Linked DNA regions of Homo sapiens: region 1 is linked to region 2. A link is a contact called in ENCODE POLR2A ChIA-PET data. All regions are on one chromosome and are shown on one strand. The core of a region is the stretch at or near the end of the contact, and the rest is flanking DNA. Distances in the headings are between cores, read along the strand shown. Region 1 has its middle 8.5 kb from the start of MIR145. Region 2 overlaps DPYSL3 (dihydropyrimidinase like 3).

Region 1 (3,873 bases), core at 1,051-3,550, 2.0 Mb before region 2:
CACTGAGTCCTTGGAACTGCTCTATAAGGTGGTGCTACTGTAATGCACGTTTTCCAGATGAGGGAACTGAGGCCCACAGACACTAAATGATTTGATCAAAGCCATATCCAGGATTCTGATCCAGCCCATACCCACTTTTTTTTTTTTTTTTTTTGAGATGGAGTTTCACTCTTGTTGCCCAGGCTGGAGTGCAGCGGCATGGTCTCGGCTCACTGCAACCTCTGCCTGCCGGGTTCAAGCAATTCTCTTGCCTCAGCCTCCCAAGCAGCTGGGAATACAGGTGCTCGCCACTACACCTGGCTAATTTTTGTATTTTTAGTAGAGACAGGGTTTCACCGTGTTAGCTGGGCTGGTCTCAAACTCCTGACCTCAGGTGATCCTCCCACCTCGGCCTAAAGTGCTGGGATTACAGGCGTAAGCCACCTTGCCTGGCCCCTACCCACTTTCCTAGACTGTAGGGTTTGCCTGCCTGTGCCCATCTGTGTGTATGCTAGGGGTCTGCCCCCTTTTTGTCTCCCTTTTACCCACGCTTCTCTGTCAGGACCCAAAGCGCCCTTCCATTCCTCTCTCTCAGGCTCAGCCCCAGGGCCAAGGCAGTGCAGGGAAGGGCTGAGTGCCTGAGGCTGCAGGGATGGGCTCTTCAGAGAACAGGCGCACATCTGCTGTTTCATGTGGCTGAACAAGATCCAACAGGCCGATTTTAGGTAGCAAACCTCAGGTTCCTGAAATGAGCTTGAACTGATGCAGCATTCAAGAAGCCTGGCCTGGGAATTTGGGCCCAGGCACAATCGCAGACATGCTATGTGACCTCTGGCAGGGAGCTTAGCTTTGCTGAGCCTCAGTTTCCATGTCTGTAGAATGGGCATGAGAATAGCTACCTCACAGCATCATGGGGAGGATTAAACATGAGCTGGCACTGGAGGCATCCCATAAACCACAAGCCACTAATAAAGGTGAGGGGGAGATATTATTGCCCTGGGATTAGCGGTGGCCCAGTTCAACCACTAGGAGGAGAGACGGGAAGGACAGACGCAGCCGGCAGGAGCCCAGGTTTTTCCAGTTAGGGTGTGTGCATGTGGGTGGGGAGAGGTGGAAAGGAGCACAGGAAGGAAGGTGGGGCCTCTGTTGCCAGCTGCTGAGTCACCCTCCTCTTTATTCTTCCTTTTACGTTAAAAAAAAAAAAGGTCTTAATTACTTTTTCTGCTTACAAAAGTGGCACATGCTCATCGTATAAAGTTCAAACAACATCAAAATATACAGTGTGGAAGGTAGCTCGTTTCCCATGCTTATGCTCCCCAGATGGAACCACAGTTGACATTTTGGTGTATGTTCTTCCAGATTTTTCTCTGGATGAACAGATGTCTATTTACTAATTAGAGAAGCAGATTCCTTGAAGATAATTTAATTTAATTTAATTAATTAATTAATTAATTTATTTTTTGAGATGGAGTCTCACTCTGTTGCCCAGACTGGAGTGCAGTGGCACGATCTCAGCTCACTGCAACCTCCATCTCCTGGGTTCAAGTGATTCTTCTGCCTCAGCCTCCAAAGTAGCTGGGATTACAGGTGTGCGTTGCCATAGCCAGCTAATTTTTGTATTTTTAGTAGAGAAGGGGTTTTGCCCTGTTGGCCAAGCGGGTCTCGAACTCCTGACCTCAGGTGATCTGCCCACCTTGGCCTCCCAAAGTGCTAGGATTACAGACCTGAGCCACTGTGCCCAGTCCTTTGAAGATAATTTAAAGTGAGGCAGAACTGTGTAATGGGTAGCCTCTCACCACCATCTCAGAACTAACCACTGTTAACAGCTTTGTAGGTATATGCTTGAATGTTTTATATGCATTTGTATCTACAAGTGGGCGTAAAGGTGGGGGGAGGCGTTAATGATTATAGACACAAAGGCCAAGACACCAGCGTACAACTCCCAATAGGTCACTAGTTTGGGCGAGTGACCTCTCTGAGTCTCATTTTCTTCCTCGGAAGATGAGAATTCCACCTTGTTTAGAGTGTGGCTGAGAAAATGAAATGAGATAAAGTATGCTGAGCTCAGCACAATGTCTGGCTCAGCCAGGATTAGCTATTGTTATAGGCCCACACAAAGAGTCTTTTCCTCCTGCAAAAATGGGATCATACTATGCATACACTCCTGCTTGGTTTGGAGGCAGAATTACGGGGAAAGATTAGTCATAGGGATCCTGAAATTTACATTGGAGATGAGAAGTCTTGCATTTAAATTCACAGAATTGGTTGTGCAAATGTAGACTGGGAGAAACCTGGATTTCACAAGCTGAATCATGGCCAACTCTGCCAGGTGGCTGCATCCCCAGATGCTGAGCTCTCTAAGGAGGGAGATGATGGGGCTTCTGTAGCCTGGGTTGCTCAGTCATCTGAGGCTTCCATTCCCCCTCCCTTGCCATGCGGTCTTCCAACTACCTACTTGAAACATTTTGAAACTTCTAAAACTTTCCTCCCTTCCCAATCCCCACCTCCTGCAAACCCGCTTTGTCCTCCAATCTCCCCAGCCACAGCAGAGGCACCAAAATGTGCCATTTGCTTAAACCAGACAGGGGAGGGGTGAGGAATGCTACATTCTGACTTTTCCCTCCCACAGATCACTTTCTCTTGGCCTTTCCTCCCACACGTGCCCACTCCGCCTCCATCCCACCACCCTATAGTTCATTCCCCACCCCACAGCTAGAAGAAATGTTTCAGTTTACTTCGGTCTTTTTGAGTAGGTAGCATGATGGGTTGAATGGTGGCATCCCAAAAGATATGTCCAAAGCTGGATTCCTAGGATCTGTGGGACTGCGACCTTGTTTGGAAAAAAGGATCTTTGCAGATGTAATTAAGTTAAGAATCTTGAGACGAAGAGATCATCCTGGATTATTTGAGTGGGTCCTAAATTCACTGACAAGTGTCTTAATCAGAGTCACATGGGGAAGATTTGACAGAAGGGGCCAGGTGTGGTGGCTCACGCCTGTAATCCCAACATTCTGGGGTGCTTTGCTTGAGCCCAGGAGTGTGAGACCAGCCGAGGCAACATGGCAGGACTTTGTCTCTACAAAAAAATATAAAAGTTAGTTGGGCACGGTGGTGCGCCTGTAATCCCAGCTACTCAGGTGGCTGAGGCATGAGAATTGCTCGAACCCAGGAGGTGAAGGTTGGAGTGATCAGAGATTGCACCACTGCACTCCAGCCTGGGCGATAGAGCCAGAACCTGTCTCAAAAAAAAAAAAAAAAAAAAAAAAAAACAGAGAGAAGGGGAGGAGGCCCTGTAACCACACAGACAGAGATTGGAGCAATGTCCTCGATGCACCAAGAAATGTGTGGCGCCCCAGAAGATGGAAGAGACAGGGAAGAGAAGCTCCCCACAGCCTTGGGAGGAAATGTGGCCCTGCCCACGCCCGGATTTGAACTTCTGGCCTCTGGAAATGTGAGAGAATAAATCGCTATTGTCTGAAGCCACCCAGTTTGTGACAGTTTGTTATGGCAGCCACAAGACAGGAATACAGATGATATCTACATATGGTTAAGATGTCAAAATGATGCAAGAGTGGGTATTGAGAAGTTTGCTTTCATAGGTAAACACTTTTATTAGGTCCTTTTGTATTTTTCCTGGGTTTCTTTATATAGATATAAAAAAGTATACAAGAGGAATACATTTGCTTTCCCTCCCTGCCCCGTTTAGGAGTGATCTTTTAATTTTACTTTTTTTTTTTTTTTTGAGACAGAGTCTTGTTCTGTTGCCCAGGCTGGAGTGCAGTGGAACAATCTTGGCTCACTGCAACCTCCCGAGTAGCTGAGATTACAGGCATGTGCCACCCTGCCTGGCTAATTTTTGTATTTTTAGTAGAGACGGGGTTTTGCCATGTTGGT
Region 2 (3,850 bases), core at 1,190-3,689:
GCATTATACAGCCATTGGGCATCTGCAAGCTATTTTTGGTATTTTTTTTAAGTGTTGGGCTCCACAGGCTAACCAGAATGTCATATCCATAAAAAAATGAAGTGTTGCCAATTGAATGGAAGAATGTCAAAGTCTCTGCTCTGTGCTGAATTGGACTAACTTACACAAGTTGAGAGTAGACCACTTGAGAGTAACACAGACCCTCAACTGGTTAGAAAATATTATCAACAATAATATCAGTAGCCAACCCTCAAGGGGCACTTACCTTGTTTCCCCATTAGGAATGAGCTAACTGCTTTATAAGGATGAACTCATTTAATCCTCACCACAGCCCAACATGTCAGATCCTATTATCCTCAATTTACAGACAAGGAAACTGAGGCTTTGGGAGGTTGTGCAATGTACCCGAGGTCACCTAGCTTATAAGTGTCAGAACCAGGACTCAGAACCAGGCCATCTGAGAGAGCCTCAGCTCTCAGACCCTGCTTTGTTAATAAAATAAGGGAAAACTTCTAATTTCTTAATAAATGCCACTGGGTTGGTTAGCATATTTGAAAACATGAATTCTACATTAGGGTAAGATGGGAGAGATCAATTATAAAACAAGTCTTTGTGTTGAGAAACCTGGGAATTATTTTCGTAAGAAATGCCTCCTAAAATTAACCCTTTGCTGACCACTTACTGCTGCAGGAAAGGATTTGAGGAACCATGATGCCTAACTGCCTTGGCTGGTTATTTTAGACATAATGGTTTGCTATTGTGTTTGCCCAGAGATTCTGTCCTGAGAAGATTGAGGAGCAAAGGCTTTCATTCAGATGTCACCTTTGTGATAACCACAGAGGCTAAGGAAAAAGTACTTACCCTCTGCCAGACATTGCTCTCAGATGACAATGCTGTGCTATACTATTTTACTAGTGAGGGATAGAGGCACTGGGAAGCTGAGTAAAGTGACACAGTTAGGAAGTGGTAGATCTGAGATGTGGATATAGGCTATCTAATTCCAGATCCTGCCAAAATTATCCATAACCTTTGTGCAGCACTGCATCCTCACAGTTCGTGGAGGTGGGAGCCACCAGTTTGAGAGGTTCATGTTTCTATTGACTCCTGGAGACTTTTTCTTGCAGCTGGAAGCTGAGGCTGTGTTCCGTGCCATCACCATTGCCAGCCAAACCAATTGCCCTCTCTACGTCACAAAGGTCATGAGCAAGAGTGCAGCTGACCTCATCTCACAAGCCAGGAAAAAAGGTGATTTGTGTTTCCAAGATCTCGGAGCCCCTGATGGCACTGTGTGGCTCCTTCCCTCTCTGGTTGTCCTGTGTAATATAAATGGTGCCTACTTTGCTCATTGCCTTGCTCCCTAGGAAGCCGCTCTCCACATCCTGTGTGGATGGGAGGATCCTGGGATTTCTCCCACTTGGCATTTAAGTAAACTGAGGCTCAGGAAGGTTAGATGAGTTGTCCAAGATGACACAGCTTGAACCAGTTCTTCTGAGACTTTGTGCATCTTACTTCTCCCCTTGATCTTTGATTTTCAGTTCACCTTGTCTGAGTTTTATAAACGGACATATCAGTCAGGATTAAATTGGGTGCAAAATTCAAAGATCCTGCTCAAACTGGCTTAAACAAACACAAGTGAATAACCGATTGTAGGTGTTTCAGGTATGGCTAGATTGAGGGGCCTCAACAATGGTATTAGGTGTTTGTCACGCTTACTCCTTTCTTGGCTCTCTTTCCTCTGTTTGGTTTATGTTCAGTATGAACAGTTACAGAATAGATGCTGAGAGGCCCCTGTTGTCCTCAATTTTTGGCAGAGAGCATGATGGGAAAGTAAAATACACCTTTTCCAGCAGGTCAAGCAAAAGTCCCTAGGAGCACTGTGACTGGTCTGGCTTGGGTCATGTGCTCATCCCTGGACCAGTAAACACCCCGGGGATGATATAATCTGGCCAGGATTGAGGCCACAGTGCAGATGCAGGTCACACCTCCTGAGCCACTGAGACTAACACAAGTTATTTTAGAGAAGGGGTTGAGTGGGTCTCCAAAGCATATTGGCCACCATGGCCTTCATGACCCTGGCTGTGTCCCTGCTCCCTGTTGACTTCTGCTTCTTTTCTCCACTGGTGTTAACTTGGGCTTCCTTTGCTTGCCTTGTGCTTAGCTAAAGTTTTCAGAGCTTTCTTTTCTGTTTCTGGTTCTCATCCTCAGTGTCAGACTCGTGGGCTCAGTTGTGAGGCTGGGTAAGGGACGAGTGCAGGTGAGAAGCTGCAGATGTGTGGCTCTGTGTTGGGTTGTGAGAGGATTTACCAGGCCCAGTGATGTGGTTGCTACTGCTGCGTGCCAGTGGCCATTCTGGTAGTAGAGAGGCCCAACATGGGTGATTCATCTACCAAACTGGCCTGTGAAACTCCACGTGTGAGTGATTGCAGTAGCTAAAAATAGTCTCAGCTGACGCTGATGGCTGAGTGTTCAGATGCCTGGCCTTCTGGCACAGGGTGACCCTATTTTTCTTACAAGAGGGGAGGCTTTCACATTGTCTAGACACTCTTCCTAGCTGACAGATTCTGGGGCACCTCCTTCCTTCCTCTGTTCTTCGTAGGCCTGCTGTTTTCTCCTTAGCTTTTAGAAGTTTCAACTGACATGGAGTGGTTGCTCCACTGGGTATGAGTCATTGGGCGAGAACCAGGAAAGCAGCCCAGTGCTCCTCACTCATTCTTGGAGAAAAGCAAAGAAAAGAAAAAGAAGAAGTGTGTAGGAACTCCTTGTGCCCTCACCCAGTGCCGCACACACACACCCCTGCCAACTGTGACCACCCACCGCCCTCATGCCCTCTGCTGAGGCTGCATTCTGCCCGGGACCCATTCTTAGGGTGACCTAGGGCCGCTCGGGACAGGGTGTTTTAGTTATATGCTGGTCTTATTTTAAACTTCATGGACAAAAATTCCTAACCCTGAGCCTTTTGGCACATAATTCTCTGGCGAGCAGAACTAGTACAGCTGTGTCTCCGGGGTGGAATGGGGGTATTATTTCAGGGATGAAAAACTGGCTGCTGAGATTGAAGTCAGTAAACAACTCATGGACCGTCATTCTCAGGGAAACACCCAAGAGCATTCTTTGCAAGACAAAGTGTAGCAGGGTTTGCACTTCCCTCCTGAGCAGGATATGGTTGAAGTCTCAGTGTGTTTAGTCACCAATCATCAGGGCTCTTTAACTATATGGCTGCTCAGAATTAATATTAGAAAGCTACAATTTAATGAGGAACAGCTATGTGCCCTGCACTGACATAAATACTTTAATTTTTTTATTGTGTAGAATTCTCAAAGAACTCTGAGAAATAGGCATTTCTCAGAAATGCCTTTTTTCAGATGAAATTGCAGCACAACTTGTCCAGGATCTCCCAGCTGGGAGAGCTGGTATTCAAATCTAGGTGTAATTACTATCTTAGCTTCTTTTACTCTTCCATGCTAAACATAGTCCAGAGGGAGATTTCTTCCACTTTTAAGATTCTATTTCTTTCAATAGTAGTTGAGTGCTTGCTGTGACTTTCATTTCTTCATATCTTTATGGTCCTGTATCCTTTAGTGTGTAAGTATTTTTGGAGAGCCCTTGAATTCTCATCACTTGGATTTTTTTTTACTCTCACCCCCAAAAGCAGGGCTGTCCAATGTGAATCATTGCCATCGCTTCCTTCTTTTGCCTATGGCAGACATTACTAATTAATCATGAGTCTTTTCTACTGAGACCCCGCGCATTATTAGAATTTTTCCCTTCATGGAATTCTAGGCAACTATTACCAGTTGAATGGAGTTGAAACAAGGCAAAATCTATTTGTGATCCTGGCCATAGAGTGCAA

What was found. ChIA-PET counts read pairs that join two places held with the same protein, here RNA polymerase II (POLR2A).
Region 1: POLR2A ChIA-PET joins it to region 2 with 14 read pairs in BJ. The contact joins two enhancer-like sites. POLR2A ChIA-PET finds 5 or more read pairs at or near these places in 2 of 52 experiments (BJ and IMR-90).

The regions. Positions count from the first base shown.
Region 1 is chr5:149,437,243-149,441,115 of GRCh38, reverse strand. No RefSeq gene overlaps it. Among named protein-coding and RNA genes, the nearest start is that of MIR145, 8.5 kb to the right of the region's middle. Within about 2 kb of position 2,300, at least 3 of the 41 ENCODE cell types and tissues checked have a DNase peak (open chromatin) inside an H3K27ac peak, as active enhancers do.
Region 2 is chr5:147,403,005-147,406,854 of GRCh38, reverse strand. DPYSL3 (dihydropyrimidinase like 3) reads left to right here. Exons shown (of 14, transcript NM_001197294.2): 8 at 1,125-1,245. Among named protein-coding and RNA genes, the nearest start is that of DPYSL3, 110 kb to the left of the region's middle. Within about 2 kb of position 2,439, at least 22 of the 41 ENCODE cell types and tissues checked have a DNase peak (open chromatin) inside an H3K27ac peak, as active enhancers do.